2 separate regions of the Homo sapiens genome follow, and region 1 is linked to region 2. A link is a loop called in an ENCODE intact Hi-C map of the cell type or tissue named here. Cell type or tissue: thyroid gland. All regions are shown on one strand. Links, peaks and the distances in the headings refer to the core of each region. The heading gives the core; the rest is flanking DNA.

Region 1 (7,914 bases), core at 1,218-6,217, 170 kb before region 2:
CTGGGAACCTGTTATCATTGCAGATTATAAGGCTGCACCCAGACCCACTGATTGAGAAATTCTGGTGGTGGAACCTAGCAATCTGTGTTTTAATAAGACTTCTGGGTGATTTGGATGCAGCCCAAAGTTCGAGAACCACTGGTGTAGTGGAAACAGTACTAGACTTTGGAAGGTGGGGTGGGCTGGTGGGGGAGGGAGGTGTGACGGGGACAACTCATATTGGGCACTGGGGAAAGTCTGCTGTGTTCTGAGTCATGGGCTACATTACTCGCATGTTCTTTCAAGTGCTCTAAGCAGTGACTGGGGGTGGTGGTGGGGGGTCTATATCACCATAATCTCAGCATAGATGGAAAATCCAAAGCTTAGAGGGGTTAAATGACTTGCCAAAGATCACACAGTACTAGAGCTGCATTCTGCACCAAATTTGGCTTGATTCCCAGAGCGAGATTGTCAGTGCCTATTGGGACCACTGACCCACCAACGTGCAATGGTCTGGGCAGCAAGGCCTGGAAAACCCACAGGGGCCTGGGTGGAAGGAAGAGCCCCAAAGCTTGCGGCTCCTTCCCTGAGGACCTGGTGGTGACCAGTCCTGAGGCTGATGGGCGAGAGATGAGGACTTCTATTCTAATTCCTGTCCTCAAAGGACAATTATTTGAATTTTCATAAGGTTTGCCATTCACACCAGGGAGCTGGGCTTAGCACGTGTACTCTTTCAAGAGACCAGCTGTTGTCCCTGACTCCTAGGGCTGATAGGTTCAACATGAGGTTAAGTGAGAAAAGCAGGGTGAAAAATTACCCGTATGCTGTGATGACAACACCTTAGATAAAAAACAACAACATTAAGAACACACAGAGGCGGGGAAAGCCCGAAGGAATTTTCTTCCTTTCTCATTTCCCAAGGTGTATTATGTAGTTACAATTATTTGTATGATGAATATACAGTCATTTATTTTTAAAGTGCAACGGCTCACATCCCTTGTGGAAGGCAGTGGCATGGTGGATGACTCTGTGTGCCCAGTGGTGGAGCAAGGCTCCCTCCTCTGGGAGGGTTGGGTTCGTTGGCCCCTTCAGCCTGTCCCTGAACGAGGGCAGCAGTGGGATGGGGAGCCACGCTGCACTAGTGATGTCAGAGGAGCTGTGATATTTATTCCTGTCATGCAATTGCAAAGTCAAGCTTCAGGGTCTTAGAGACCCTCTGGACATCCCTCTTGACAGAGCTGCAGCCTGGAGGGATTTAGAGGGACCCTGGGGCCTAGGACTGAGTCCTCTCCCAGGTCATCCTGATAGCAGCCAGCAGGGAAGTGCAAACCCAGGATGGCTCGGGGGCTGGGACAGGCAAGAGGAAGCCTTTATCTCCAAGCAAAGGCCACCAGACACCTGTAAACACAAAATAGTCTTTATTTGTCAACGAAGGCTACACGGGATCACTTCTGGTTTTGTTTTTATGCTTTTTTTTTTCTAGAAGGTATCTACATCTGCATTTATTTACAGCCTTGTTGGTATTTACACAGTCAAGATACAGTGTTAGAAACACAAAAGTGTTGAGAAAAAAACTTCTCAAAATTAGTTCCAGACTTCAGGAAAATGATTTCCACATGGTAAGGCCAGAGTCTCCAGTGTTGGTCATCCAGAAGCAGCTTGGTACAGACTCCTTTTGCCGAAGCTGCGGGTTCAGAGGTGCTCAGAACAACAGGTGGATTTAGAAAAGTGGGATTCTGGTGTTGGGTGAATCCAGGGCTGCTGGGGCACCGCCAGACACCTGAGGCTCAGCTCCTGCCAGGACGGCCGAGCGTGCTCCAGACTAGTCCTCCCTTGGCTGTTCGCCCTCAGAATAAATCACATTTTCTTGGGGACCAGGAGGTCACCTAGTACCTTGCCTTTGGCATTCCAGAGGGGGTAAGAAACACAACATTGGCCCTCGCCTGGGCCTTCCCACACTCTGATATTCCACATTCGTAATGAAACCTAAGAGTCACCACTGTCTAGGGCAGTCAAGTACACAAGGATGGTTTTTGTGAATGTGAAGGTTGGAGAGGATAAGGTTTCTCTCTATCACCTCAGCAATGAGTCTTTAAAATGAGTTTGCTGTTTTTGGAAGGTTAAATGAAAGGGCCTTGAACTGCAGAGTTCTTTTTTAATTCCCTTTCCTCCAGTAAAATATAGACAAGTGTATAAACCTAGCTGGGAATGATGTGCCTTAAATAGAGAGGTTTTCATTCTAACAAGGACCCCAAGGGAAAGGAAAGACTGGGTTCTTTCTGGGATCCCTCAGGAGATGTGTCCCCGGGCCAGGTCTGGCTCCTGGGCTTAGTGGCTGCCGTGAGGACTGGAGAATAGCCTGGACTTTGAGCAGTGGATGCTCAAATCCCCAAGCCTGACACCCTGCTGAGAGCTTGAAAGCTCATTCCTCCTGGGCAGAAAGCTCAGCATCACCGCCCTCACCACATGGCCACCACAAATACAAGACTGCAAGTGGTAAAACTGCATTCTAAGATTTCACATTGAAATCTTAGATTCCATTTGCATAATGGAAATCCCTGCCATCTATAAAGGTGATACTTTAAAGTTGCAGCTGCGAAGATTTGTTTTTCTTCTTTTTTCAAATTCTGATTCTTTGTTCTGTGTCTACAAAACACTGCCCAGTCTGCCTTGCCATCATCTTCTGTGCCCCCTCCTGGTTATTTGGACACACACCTCCTGGCCATTCTCACCCTCAGTCAGTTTCTTAGGGATCGTTTCCAATCCTCTCTCCCTAAGTAGAAATCAGGCACTGGTGTGGTCCTTGGGTTAATTCTCAGCCAACAATTCTGAGAGATGAGGGTCAGAGGCTGACAAGGCAGTAATTTACCTGCATGCCTTCCCCTTCCTCCAGTCTGCCCTCCAGCAATGTCTGTTTGGGGTGTGGGGGGGTGGGATAAAAAGGAAATCTCATCCTACAAAAAAACAAAGTTGGGGAATCAGTAAAGTCCTATTTAAGGTGGTGGCAGAGGGGCTGAGGATGTAGGACCAGTTGGCAGCTGTGCGGGGTAGGAGAGAAGGCAGGAACTGTAGGATCATACACCTGGGCAGGTGAGGGAGGCCTGGTCACTCTATCGAATGAACAGATTTGGTTGGTGAGTGTCAAAAGGGCCGGTCCTCTCAGGATGGGAGTCGATGCTTGGAGCCTATTACATAGGCACAGGGTTAGGCCTTCACACTCACCCTTGCCATGGGTTTGTGACTGCTGGTCTTAGCAGGAGGACAGCTTGAGGAGGGAGTCACTGAGTCACCTGCAGCCCAAATGGAAACCAACTCAAAAGGGCCAAGGCCAGAAGCACCACCTTCAATACAACAGCACCAATGTGGCAGTGAGGCGCATAACACTGCCTGTGCCACAGCTGAGATCCTTTTTCTAAAGCTTCGGGATCCTTCAACTTCTCTCCCCACAGAAGCTGGGCTGCTGTGGTGGTATGTAGCACAGGAAAAATATAAGATCCTTTAAAGAAACAAACACTCAGTCCAGGCGCAGTGGCTCACACCTGTAACCCCAGCACTTCAGGAGGCCAAGGTGGATCGCCTGAGGCCAGGAGTTTGAGAACAGCCTGGGCAACATAGTGAGACCCCATCTCTATGAAAAAAAAAAGAAAGAAAGAAAAAAATAAATGAAACACCCAATAATTCTGTTTTTGATCCCTAAAAGTCCACCCTATTCCTTTGGGGAGGGGGCTGTGGAGGAGGGACAGGGCGTGGGGGAAGCGTAGGGAGCTGGTTCCTGTGGACCGCATGCCGTTCCTGACCTCTGAGCAGACATCCCCAGCAGGTCTTCACTGATGTCAGGCAGCCAGGATGGGACTGATCAACTGGGCAGGAGCACTTTGCCCAAGGGCCCTTGGTATGAAGAGTACATTTTGAGAGGCGTAAGTCCCTTCTGGAGGACAAAACTTGTGTTCTTCAGGCCAAACTGTTTTCCATCTCATCCAAGAATGATCCTGCCAGATGGGAGCCCCCATCTCCAGCTCATGCCTCCCACAGCAGGCCTGCAGAGCACTGTATCTGACTCAGTAGAGCTCTGGATCCAGGGGCAATGGGCAACCAGTGGACAAGCAGGCCAAAGCGCACTGCTGCAGCAGGGTGGCTTTTTTTTTGGAAACAGGAAGAGCACTTAGCGAAACACATCCTCTAATCCCAGTGGGATGACGTTAAGGCGAAATCTCCTCTCCCCAAGAAGTTTTGGTTGCCTCCCTCTGCCAGGCAGAACCCAGACTACATGCTGCTCCGATCCTCATGCAGTCAGACCTTCTCAGTTTCATTAACTTGTGTAATATTCTGAAGACTATGTGAGTAAGGCTATAGAGGTGCCATGAGCTTATCAGTCCAACAAGGTTTCCACGGGGAATAGCTCAGACTCAGAATTCATTTTCCACACTTAATGTAAATGTAACCCATAAAAGTTCCATTTTCTAAGAAGCCCAGCTTAAAAGGAAGCATTTGGCTTCCCCTCCCATCTCCCAGAGCCTCCTGTGAGTGGTAATGACAATGGTAATTAGGCGGATGAACCAGGAATGGAATCCTTGAACAAGGGGCTCCCAGCTCTGGCTGTGACTCCCCCTGCCCTCACTGCTCCCCCAGCCTGCTGGCTGCTGCCTCAGCTTGGGCGTGCTCTTCAGGTGTGGGCTGTCCCTGCTTCTGAGAGGGCTCAGGCCTCTCCCTGACGACACAGGCACAGTTCTTCACAGGAATCATGCCAGCCTGGCCTCCCAGATCTACGGGCACCCACCTTGGGAACTGCCCTGCTCCTGGTGGGGTTGTATGATATGGGCAGGCCACACCACATCAGCTCTTCCCTCCTTTCTTCCTGTCACTAAAAAACACATTGGGTGGGCTTCTCTAGAGGGGAAGCTGTTTCAGAACTTCAGGAATTTCCTGGAAGCCCAGCCTGCCCCAGTCCAGCTCTGCGATCAGCTGGTACATGGAGGCAGATGGGACTTTGGGAACTGGTTAGAAGGATGCTTAGCTTATGCCTTCCTCTCTTTGGCTGGCTTTTTTTGTTAAGCATTTTTCCAGAATCAAAGGCCACCAAGCACCTCCCTCCACATTCCTACGTCTCAGTGGTGGCGGCTGAGTGGTGGAGGGAAGATACTCAAAGTCATAGAGAGAGGGCTTTGCCTCGGAAGGCAGGCTGGTGCCCTCGCCACCACTGCCATGCCTTTGCCATGGGTGGCCTTCTGTTCTGTGGACATGGTGCCCACATTGAAGGCTTGCTGTGCAGTGCTCGTTCTCACATCTGGCTTTGGGAGAAAGGAGGAGATGAACAGGAACATCATGGAGGACCAACCAATCACAGGCATCCTGGGTGCTTTCCCTCCCGGGAGGATGGGACTCTGAGCCCAGGATGTTATGTCACTGGTCTGGGGGAAAGGACCTGGGAGACACTTTCTCTATCCCAGCATGGGGGTGGCACCGACAACTACACAGGATTTGCAAAAGTGGTAGGGGGTTTCATTCAGCATCAAAATAGAAAGCTTGAACAGGAGTTTGGGGCAGCTTAAAAAAGGTGCTGAACAACACCATGAAATTCCCTGGAGCAAGATGAAGCCATCTATGATCCTCTGGAGGCAGAGAACAAGGTGAGAAGAAATCCACCACTCTTCTGCAGGAGCCCTGCCAAGGAGCCTCAGGTCCTACAGACCCTCCTCCCAGGCCCCCTTGGAAGGGGTGTTGTACTGGCCCATCACTCCCTTTACTCCTGCCCGACCCCAGTCGAAGAAGAAAGGGTTGCACATGAGACAAGTTAGCACAGACATTCATGTCCCACATCACACTGGGTACCTAGGGACAGACGAGGACACACCCCAGGAGATGCATCTCAGAGAGGAGATACATACCCCAAACGACAAGGGAAAAATCCTCAAGGAAAAAGGGAACAAAAGACAATAAAGTTTTCATTGTGATCACACTACAGAAAAAAATACCTTCTGTTCTTTGCAAAAAATGTGCGAAGGCCAAATCTGTGTTTTTCTTTTCTAAAAAAAAGGATGTTGCATGAGTTACAATGCAACCAGTATCTTTTTGTTTCTGCACTTGTTAAAAAATCATTTTTTTAAAAGTACAACACAGTCAGGTATGCGGCCACAAAAGAGTAGCTGTCTTTGGCAAGAAGTCCTTGGTCCTCTCTGTCACCTCCGGCCCATCTCGCTCTGTCTCATGAAGTGGATGTTGTTGGCGCTGTCTGACAGTTCTGGGTACTGCTCGACAGAGATCACGAAAAAGCCGTCGTAGCCTTGCACCCGCCCTGTGCTCAGCACCTGCTGCTTCTCCCCCTCTGTCCAGGCCCGCAGGCCTTCCTCCCCTTCCCGCAGTCTCTGCTGCTCGCGGGCCCACGCTTGGCGCACGGCTCTCTGCCGGGCCAGCTCCAGGACCCGTGCCTTCTCCTCATCCAACGTTGTCCCGTAGCGTGTGTTCAAGCACAGTGCCCCGTACTGGAGCTGGATGTCTGTGTAGCGTCTAGTCCTGCCATTAAGTACTGTGTTGATCTGGGACACAGTGACGTTGACCCCATTCTCCAGGGTTCGCCGCCCCCCACTGAGGCCCAGGATGGCCAGGTCACCTTCTGAAGGTCCTGGTTTCACAAAGTAATGGGTATCCACCCCATCAATGGTGAAGTGCAGGTTCTCTAGGTAGTGGGCATGGTTCAAGATGGCAGCAACCCTTCGCCCATCCTCATTGGCCACACTGATGATGTCTGTGGTCACTCGGCCATCCTTCAAGGCAAACTTGACCCCCTTGCCAAAGACTGAGCCGCTGGATGCAAACTTCTTGGTCTTTGGAGCCTGCTGGCAGCTGGTGATTGTGGAGCCATAGAGCTGGTCAAACCGTTCTAAGGTGACAAAGGCCTTGAGCTGCTTCTGTACTTCACACTGTACCCCGAGGATAGACTGATGGGGGAGGAGAGTGAGAGAGAGAGTAAGACAAAGGGGAAAAAACCCTGAGAACCTGGAGAATCAGCTTAAATAATGAAGTCAAAACCACACATATTTATTAACCTGCGGCATGTAGCTCTACCGCTGACCACCAGAACATCCAGGTGGTCGCCAGAAGGTCAGAACATCTGCTGACCTTCATCCATCCATCCACCCACCCTTCCATTTAGAAACTGTTCAGGGGGTATCTAATCTGTGCCAGGTCGTTTTGTGAGCACTGGTGACAGAAAAATGAATCAGACATCATCCTTGCTCTTAAAGAACTCATCATTTAGTTGGGAAAGACAGATATGACAACAATAATTGCAATCAAATGTGATCACTGGTGGCCTAAGAGAGGAACTAGTAATAGCCATAGCTAACATTTCTTGATGTTTCAGCCAAATAATTACCACTCATTATCTCAGTGATCTTCACAATCACCTTATACGGTAGGTGCTGTCATTATTCCAATTTCATGTCTAAGGAAACCAAGGCTCAAAGAGGTTGTCACTGGCTCACAGTCATACAACTAATAACAAGTCAACCTGCAAGCCCAGGTCTGTCCAATTCTAGAGGTTCAGTTTCAAGGGCTGCTGGAGAAGGAAGGAGCAAACAAAGCTGAGAAGAATCTTGGCTTGAAGGTGGAGGAGGTGGGGTTTGAGGACAGGCTCAGGCTTGAGTTGGGACCTGAAGGATGGGTGGGGGTGGTGGGATGCCGTCAGATGGAGGATTGGCAAGAAATGCATTCTTGGCAGGAAGGCATAACATGGTGAGAGGCAGTGACTGTTATTAACCCTCCCACCCTGCTTCACTGCTCTCCACTGCATTTACATCTGATTTCTAAGGAAGGCCTCTGCCCCACCGTGCTTCCTTGGGGCTCCTGGGGTGCCCCTACTCTTGGCTGCTTTAGGGGACAGGTCGGGCCCTGCCAACTTGGCGTATCATCTACCTGTCCCTTCTGTGGCTCACAGAG
Region 2 (7,914 bases), core at 1,322-6,321:
ACTACTAATATCTCCTTCTGTTTTTGTTGTCTCCTTAAATTATAAAAGTGGTTGTCAGGAACTCTTTGGGAACACCTGGTTGAAGTACCAAGGTATACCCATTGCCAGAGATCTACCTTCTGACTCCTCCTGGCTTCCCCAGAGGAGGATGGATGATAATGCTACAGGCAAGAAGGAGCTTGAACTCCAGGATGGCCACCTGGATATATCACTTTGACTGCAGCTGGTGACATTTATACTTCAGGTTACACCTATTTCATCCCCTTTGCTCCTGAAATAGAAGGGCTGGATTTATTATTAGCAACCAAAAAGAAGAAATGGAAACTAGATAGCATAGCTGGGATTTAATTCTACAGCAACTCAAGGTTGAAGGAAGAGTCCAACAGAGACCCTCTCATTCCCTGAAATGGAACTGCGAAAAGCAAATCATATATTCTAACTTAATCTTCATAAGAATTATGAGACATAGGTACTTATGTCACCATTTTACAGTCTTAGATAGAGAATGGGAGATGAAGTCACCTTCTCAAGGTCACACAGCTGATAGGGGAAAATCTGGTAGGTGAACCTGTCCTATATGCAGCCAAAGTTTGCAGCATTTGGCCTGGACCAGAGTATGGGCTCTGGAACCCTTACTAGCTAGATGCCTTTGGACAAGCCATCTCTATACATTACTTTCCTCATTTGTGAAATGGGGTGAACAGTAACACACACCTCAGAGAGTTATTTTGAAGACCAAATAGGGTGATGCTGTGCATGTAAAGAGGTTGGCCCAGGACCTGGCAGAGCTGGTATTTTGGTTTTAAGGAAGGGTCACACATGTCTTCCATTTATGAATTAAAAAACAATCTGACTTGGTCAAATGAATCCAAACAAGGAAATGTGGGTTTCTGGGGGGTAAACCCACAGACACATAGGCACACAAGACACATGGAAACTCCCCATGGTAAAAACTGGAAAACAAACAAGCAATGCTTCTGAATGTGAAGAAGGCAGGGTGTTTGAGTAAATTTTCTCCTGGGGGAAAGCGCTGTGAAAGCAAATTAAACTTGTCTCCCAGAAGCACAAACACAAGCAGGCTCCTGCCAACATCTGAAAGAAGTTTTCTCCCATTGCACTCTAGATTGGCACTGGGCAGGTGCCAGGTGCTGGAAAGCTGTTCCATGGCCTGTGATGTGTCGGTCCCTATGGATGTCCCAGCTTTCTTTGCAGACGATGGAATTCAAAGGCCTTCAGTCTACAACAGTCTAGGTCAATGCAATGACAAAAATTTGACAAAGCCCCTGACAGACTGGGCTTGAAGCCAGTTCTGTGCCAACATTTGAATTGGAAGATCTGTTTTCAGTCATATCCAGAAGTCCACCAACCACTATTAAGACCAGCTCTAAGGAAAGGTCTAGGAGAAAGATTGTTTCCTTATTATATTCAGTCTTGGCTATTTGTTAATTATTTCTTTGGGGACAAACCAAATTTTACCAATAAGACTGTGAACTCCTTCAACACAGCCATTATGTCTGGTTCTCCAAAGAGTCTTGTGATTGCTAAACACAAACCAAGAACTCAATAATATTTATTGTATTGATAAACAAAGCAGGAATACAAGGGGAAAATAGAGGAAAGAGGTCAGAGAAGTGGGGATGCCACAATAATCAGGTTCCAGAGGCGTTTGGTGGCCAAGAAACATACTGTTTCCTTTGCCTCTATTTTTTTATTACAATGCCTAGAATAAACAGTGATACGAAGCTGAATTCCACATTGTACTCTCAGACCATATTTGGAGTTCAGCAGTTCACATCTGGGAGCCACGTTTAAGACACTGATGAGTTAAGCTAGAACGTGTTCACTGAAGAACAACCAGAAAGATTAAAGAACTTGAAACCACATTTCAAATAAAGAATTCTTGAAGGAATTGAAAATTCAGCTTACTAAGGGGGTTATGACATCTGTTTAAAAATATCTGAAACGTAATCAGGTGAAATAAGGACTTTGTTTTGTGGCCCTAATAGGTTGACCAGGGTCCAGTGAATAAGGACTATAGTCCTTGGGAAACAGACTTGGTTCAAAAGAAGAATCAACTTACTCACTTTCTAAGAGTCAGAGCTGAATACTACTTACTACATTGGGTTACGTTCTGTTTACATGTATGTATCTGCCCAAATATTGTAAACTTCTTGAAGGCAGGAAATGTGTTATTCATCTCTGGATCTCTGGCAAATAATATCTGACTCAAAGCAGGTAATGAATGTTTGTTAGCTGAATGACTAAAACGAATGACCTAGGTGATCTACAAAGTCATATATTTTCAGTCGCTGGATGTATTCAAGGAGAGAGCAAATTAATGACTAGTGGGGATACTGCAGGGGGTATTAAAGATGAAGCGTATGACATCTTCCAAGCCTGAAATCTTATGACTCTGTGAGTCATGGTGTAAAGGAACTTGCTTGGACTGTCTCAAGAAACTTGGGTTCTAGTCCTACTCCTGCCATCCACTTGTTAAGTGACACTGATCAAATTCTTTCCTCCTCAGGGCCTTTCTTTTCATCTACAAAATTTATAAAATTTATTCAGTAAATATTTACTAAGAATCCACTCTAGCTCAGGAAGTGTTCCAGTGAAGTGGATGGCTTTAGTGATTGGTCAGGTCTAACCTCCTGTGATCTGATGAATCAACCTGAATTGTCAGGACTTAGAAAATGATACATATAGATGAAAAAGCTGAGAAAAGAATCGTCATGTTCCATGAGAACACATGGATACAGGAACGTGAACAACACACACTGGGGCCTGTTGTGGGGTGGGTAGAGGGAGAGTATCAGGATAAATAGTTAAGGCATGTGGGGCTTAATATCTAGATGACAGGTTGATAGGCGCAGCAAACCACCATGGCACACGTTTACCTATGTAACAAACCTGCACGTCATGCACATGTACCCTGGAACTTAAGATAAAATTTTTTTTTTAAAAAAAGAAAAACAATAGACAAGAAATAGGAACTAAGGGCTGATTTACATTTTATTACTTCAACCAATACAAACTGTAAGTTAAAATTAAGAAGAAGTCATCATGTTCGTGGCCGGGCAGAGGGCAGAGGGGGAGACGTTTGCTCATTTCAGGAGCTACCTTAACTTTTTAACCCTCCCTGCGGTTCCTGAGATAACAGTATCGCATTATCATCCATCCCTTGATGGGAGCCTCAAGCGGCCCCGAGGTTAGCCTCCTTCCTGGCTGTTGGCAGCAGCGCTCTCGGATGCCAGTGCCACACTCTGGGCTCTTGTTCTGCTGCGTCTCCCAGCGGTGCCCCGTGAGCACGTGCCAGAGAGATCACTGAGACACACACCAAGTACTGGGGAGACAGCCAAGTGCCGCGCTCTTCAAGAGCACTAGGCCCTTCTGAGGAGAGGCGAGCGCTCCCGGGAAATGCCTCGTCTTCCCTCCACCCTTAACCCACAGCAGCTCCAGTGCAATGCCCCGGCCTCAGCGCCTGCCCAGCGGTGGCCCAGGTGCAAGAGACAACACCTCGCCCCGTTCCCACTGCCCACAGCTGATTGGACCCGGCTGAGCACCTGACCCAAGCCAAGCTCAGGCACAGGCTGAACGGTGCTCTGTGACACAGCCCACTGGGCAGAGGTTCCGGGCCAATAAGAGCCCGTTCTCTAGTATTTGAACTAAAATGTACCCAGGGAACTTAGCATTCAGGAGCAGGAGCCAAGGGGTGTGATAGGAAGAGACGGGCTGGTGAGGTCCTTAAGGTCAAGGTGGAACCAAAGTGAAGAGGAAGCAGTCCTGAGTGAGGAGAGAAAGCTCATGAATGGAGCTGAAGCCTGGAAAGAGGCGGGAACACTGCAGCAAGACCAGCAGTGAAGCCCATGAAGGAAGAGAATGAATGAATGAAAGGCCCCTGAGCTGCCCGGATTCCTAGAAGCTTCTCGGTGCCTATTTTCGTCCCCAGCAATAGGAATGTTTTAGAAACGACTTCATTGCCACATCAGCTTTTCCTTGAGATTGCTTGTGTTTTGCCCCTTGCAACGGAAAAAACTAATTTACCTTGGCACGTCACCAGGATCTACTTCATAGCTTGGAGGCTTTGATAATAGCTGATAAGTGCAGAACTTTTTGTTTTTCAAGTATTTCCACATACAGTTTTATTTCATTCCTACAACAGTTCCGTATGTAGGAAGGGAAAGTGTTCTTTCCCATTTCGTAGATGAGAACATGAAGGCACAGATACTTGCCTAAGTTGATGCCGCTAATAAGTGACAGGGCCAGTATCAAAATCTGGATTTCTACTCCTACCTAACCTAGGGATTCTTCTACCATACCACAACTGCCAATCCGGTTAAAAAAATAAAAGCATGCTGTATTAGTCTGTCCTCATGTTGCTATAAAGAAATACTGGAGACTGGGTAATTTATAAGAAAAGAGGCTTAAACGGCTCATGGTTCTGCAGGCTGTACAGGAAGCATAACACCGGCATCTGCTTCTGGGGAGACCACTGGAAGCTTAGAGGCATGGTGGAAGGTGAAGTGGGAGCCTGCATATCACATGGAGCAAGAGCACAAAAGCGAGTGGGGGTAGGTGCTACACCCTTTAAAATGACCAGATCTCGGGAGAACTCACTATCATGAGGACAGTACCGAGGGGGATAGTACACACTCCCTTTTCAGAAATCTCCTCCCATGATCTAATCACCCCCTACATTGGGGATTGCATTTCTTTCTTTCTTTTTTTTTTTTTTTGGAGGTGGAGTCTTGCTCTGTTGCCCAGGCTGGAGTGCAGTGGCACGATCTCGGCTCACTGCAACCTCCGCCTCCCGGTTTCAAGCAATTCTCCTGCCTCAGCCTCCCAAGTAGCTGGGACTACAGGCGCACACCACCACGTCCGACTAATTTTTTGTATTTTTAGTAGAGATGGGGTTTCACCAATGTTGCCCAGGCTAGTCTCGAACTCCTGAGCTCAGGCAATCCACCCACCTTGGCCTCCCAAAGTGTTAGGATTACAGGCGTGGGCCACCAGGGGATTACATTTCAATATGAAATTTGGATGGGGACACACATCTAAACTATATCACATGCTGATCCCATTCCTTTTGCCTGTAGATTAGTCAATTATAGAGTCAGGACTACTGCAGAGGATGCTGCCAGGGCCAGTACATTCCAACTGGTATCTATTTTGGCTTTGTTAACTGAAACTCTGGTTTTCAAACATGCCTACCAGTATTCAAAAATCAAAATGCTGCTCCAGCCACTCGCAAATGTATCACACTTGGACAAAAATATTGATTTGTTGATCAAGTCTCTATTGACTCCACTGTGTTAAAGCTGTCAGGAGGGAGGATCCAAAGCATAGTCCTTATTCTCGAGGAGCACTGGGAAGGCTTTAGCCTTTAGAGTCACTACACCGGTCTAGGTCTGAATTCCAACCGTGTGACTTCTGAGGGTGTGATTTGGAGAAGTCACTGTATCTGAGTCTCAGTTTACTTATTAGTGAAATGAGAAAACTATTTGCCTTACACAGTTGTGAAAAATAAAACCACCATATATATGCACCTGGTACATAAAAGATACTCAGGAAATATTAGTTTACTCCTGTATAAGCTCTGTGATTTTCAAACTTTATCCTTGTCAGCCATCTGAAAGCTTGTTAAAACATGGATTGCTGGGCCCTACCCACCAGAGTTTCCAATTTAATAGGTCTGGGGTAGGGTCTCTGGTGATGATAATATCCTTGGGCTGGGGCTTTGAGAACCGCTCGTCTGGAAGAAAGACAGACTTTACACACAAGTCTGTAAAAAACAAGCCAGAGGGGGCAGAAAGATCTAAACTACCCAAGAATGCAAAAGAGCTTGTGGACCAGTTCCAAAGAGGAGGGCTTGGTCCTCCAGGAGGTAGTATTTGAATAGCTCTTAAAGAATATACAGGCTTTTGAAATGCAAAGCAGTTCTGGGCAAGATGGAGGTCAAGTAAGAGTAAGAGCCAGATCCAGAATAATCATTTTTGCTGCTCCCACACAGTGACCGGCTGATCATAATGCCAACTTCATGTCAAGTCTGTCTCTGGGACAAATTACTTAAGAAATCAGTGTAAAACACTCAACTCAGCTGCTGGCTAGAGAGTTCCATCTAATGAGCATCACTTTGTGTTGAATTCTTCTGTGATGACAGACAATGCAGGAAAAGAAACAGGTTCTGAGGAAGTGGGGTGTGGGGAGCTGCTAATTAGTCTCCAATCATTTATCCAGGCTTGTCACCAAGCTCTCTACTACTTACAAACCAAATAGAAAACCAAATCCCCCTCCTTTTTTTTTTTTTTTTTTTTTTTTTTTTGAGACGGAGTTTTGCTCTTGTTGCCCAGGCTGGAGTGCAGTGACACAATGTTGGCTCACTGCAACCTCTGCCTCCAGGGTTCAAGAGAGTCTCCTGCCTCAGCCTCCCAAGTAGCTGGGATTACAGGCATGTGCCACCACGCCTGGCTAATTTTTTGTATTTAATAGAGACGGTGTTTCACCATGTTGGTCAGGCTGGTCTTGAACTCCTGACCTTAGGTGATCCACCCTCCTTGGCCTCCCAAAGTGTTGGGATTACAGGTGTGAGCCACCATGCTCGGCCGGTCTCCTCCCTTTTAAGTCAGCATAGTCAGATATGAAAATGCACAAAACTATATAAAGATAACCTAGAGACTTACAGGTAAAAACCTCTATGTTGGCTTGGACTGTACCTGGAAAATGGAAATATCCAGGCCATGTTACTCATGGCCTGGACTGCTGCATCAGCATTCTAAGTGGACTTCTGTCTCCAGGCCTGCCCCTTTGTGATGTCTACTCCAGATGATAAGGGGCAGTAGCCTTCCATAGGGTTACTGTCCCTTATCATCTGGAGTAGATATTACAAACAGGAGCCCTATGGACACTTCTGTTTATGTAGTGTTTTCAAAAATTTGAATTAGTTGCCAGAACTTTTTAAAAATGAGGTCAAAGAAAAATCTTCATGTTGGCTTTCATATATCTATTTCGATACTTAGAACTTGTTAAATACAAAAAAAAAGTTTTTAAATTGGAAGATCCAACATGGGAATAATCTCTTCTCATTTAGGGCAGGCCCAGACCCTATGATCAGCCACAGGCCATCTCTGTAGCTTCCTGCACTAATGTCACCTGCCTGGTTTCTAGGCATCCGAGTATACCACCCAGGCCTGGAGCAGTGTTTTCTAAAAGTCACTTATTTGGGTACTGCTTTTATGCTGTTGCCATATTCACATACCATCTGTCCTATTACTCACTTAGCATTTTTCAATTCATTTATTTTCTTAACTTTATTTAACATAGAAATTCAATATCACTATGAAATAATGATTTGCTATATCTAACTATATTTTTCCAGTTTACTAAAATAAATACATAATTTTTGAAATAGAGTCTGTCTATGTATAATCTAAAATAATCTTGGGAACTATACTTTAGAAAACACTGGAGAGGAGAAAGCCCAAATTTCTGAACCAGGAGTTTAAGGATCCAATTGCCCTTTTCAAGTAAGGTCTTTCTCATGCCCTCTTTGTGCTGCTGCCAAATTACTCCCCACCTGAACCCACACTCCCTTTTCAGCCTCCCTGACTGAGCCCACTGCTCATAACTTTACCTGAAAATCCTCTTTTCCCACTTATCCGCTTGTCCAAGTCCTATCCATCCTTCAAAGCCTATTTATTTATTTATTTATTTATTTATTTATTTATTTGATGGAGTTTTGCTCTTGTTGGCCAGGCTGGAATGCAATCGTGCAATCTTGGCTCACTGAAACCTCCGCCTCCCGGGTTCAAGCAATTCTCCTGCCTCAGCCTTCTGAGCAGCTGGGAATGCAGGCATGCACCACCATGCCTGGTTAATTTTGTATTTTTAGTAGAGATGGGGTTTTTCCATGTTGGT

Evidence for each region. Hi-C counts contacts between places; a loop is a spot of excess contacts. Peaks named below come from ENCODE experiments on the same cell type or tissue, not always from the same donor. Only the 100,000 strongest peaks of a DNase experiment are listed, where the experiment ranks them.
Region 1: it touches region 2 in a loop (2.3-fold over the local background); 6 of 110 quality-filtered maps call a loop at or near these places.

The regions. Positions count from the first base shown.
Region 1 is chr11:78,651,903-78,659,816 of GRCh38, forward strand. TENM4 (teneurin transmembrane protein 4) reads right to left here. Exons shown (of 34, transcript NM_001098816.3): 34 at 927-6,914. The coding sequence ends at 6,156. Among named protein-coding and RNA genes, the nearest start is that of NARS2, 81 kb to the left of the region's middle. In thyroid gland, for the core only: no CTCF peak of the experiment used is centred there; no DNase peak of the experiment used is centred there.
Region 2 is chr11:78,819,783-78,827,696 of GRCh38, forward strand. All of the region lies in intron 12 of TENM4 (teneurin transmembrane protein 4), which reads right to left. Among named protein-coding and RNA genes, the nearest start is that of NARS2, 250 kb to the left of the region's middle. In thyroid gland, for the core only: no CTCF peak of the experiment used is centred there; DNase peaks (open chromatin) are centred at 3,359, 4,028 and 5,849; H3K27ac peaks cover 2,115 bases.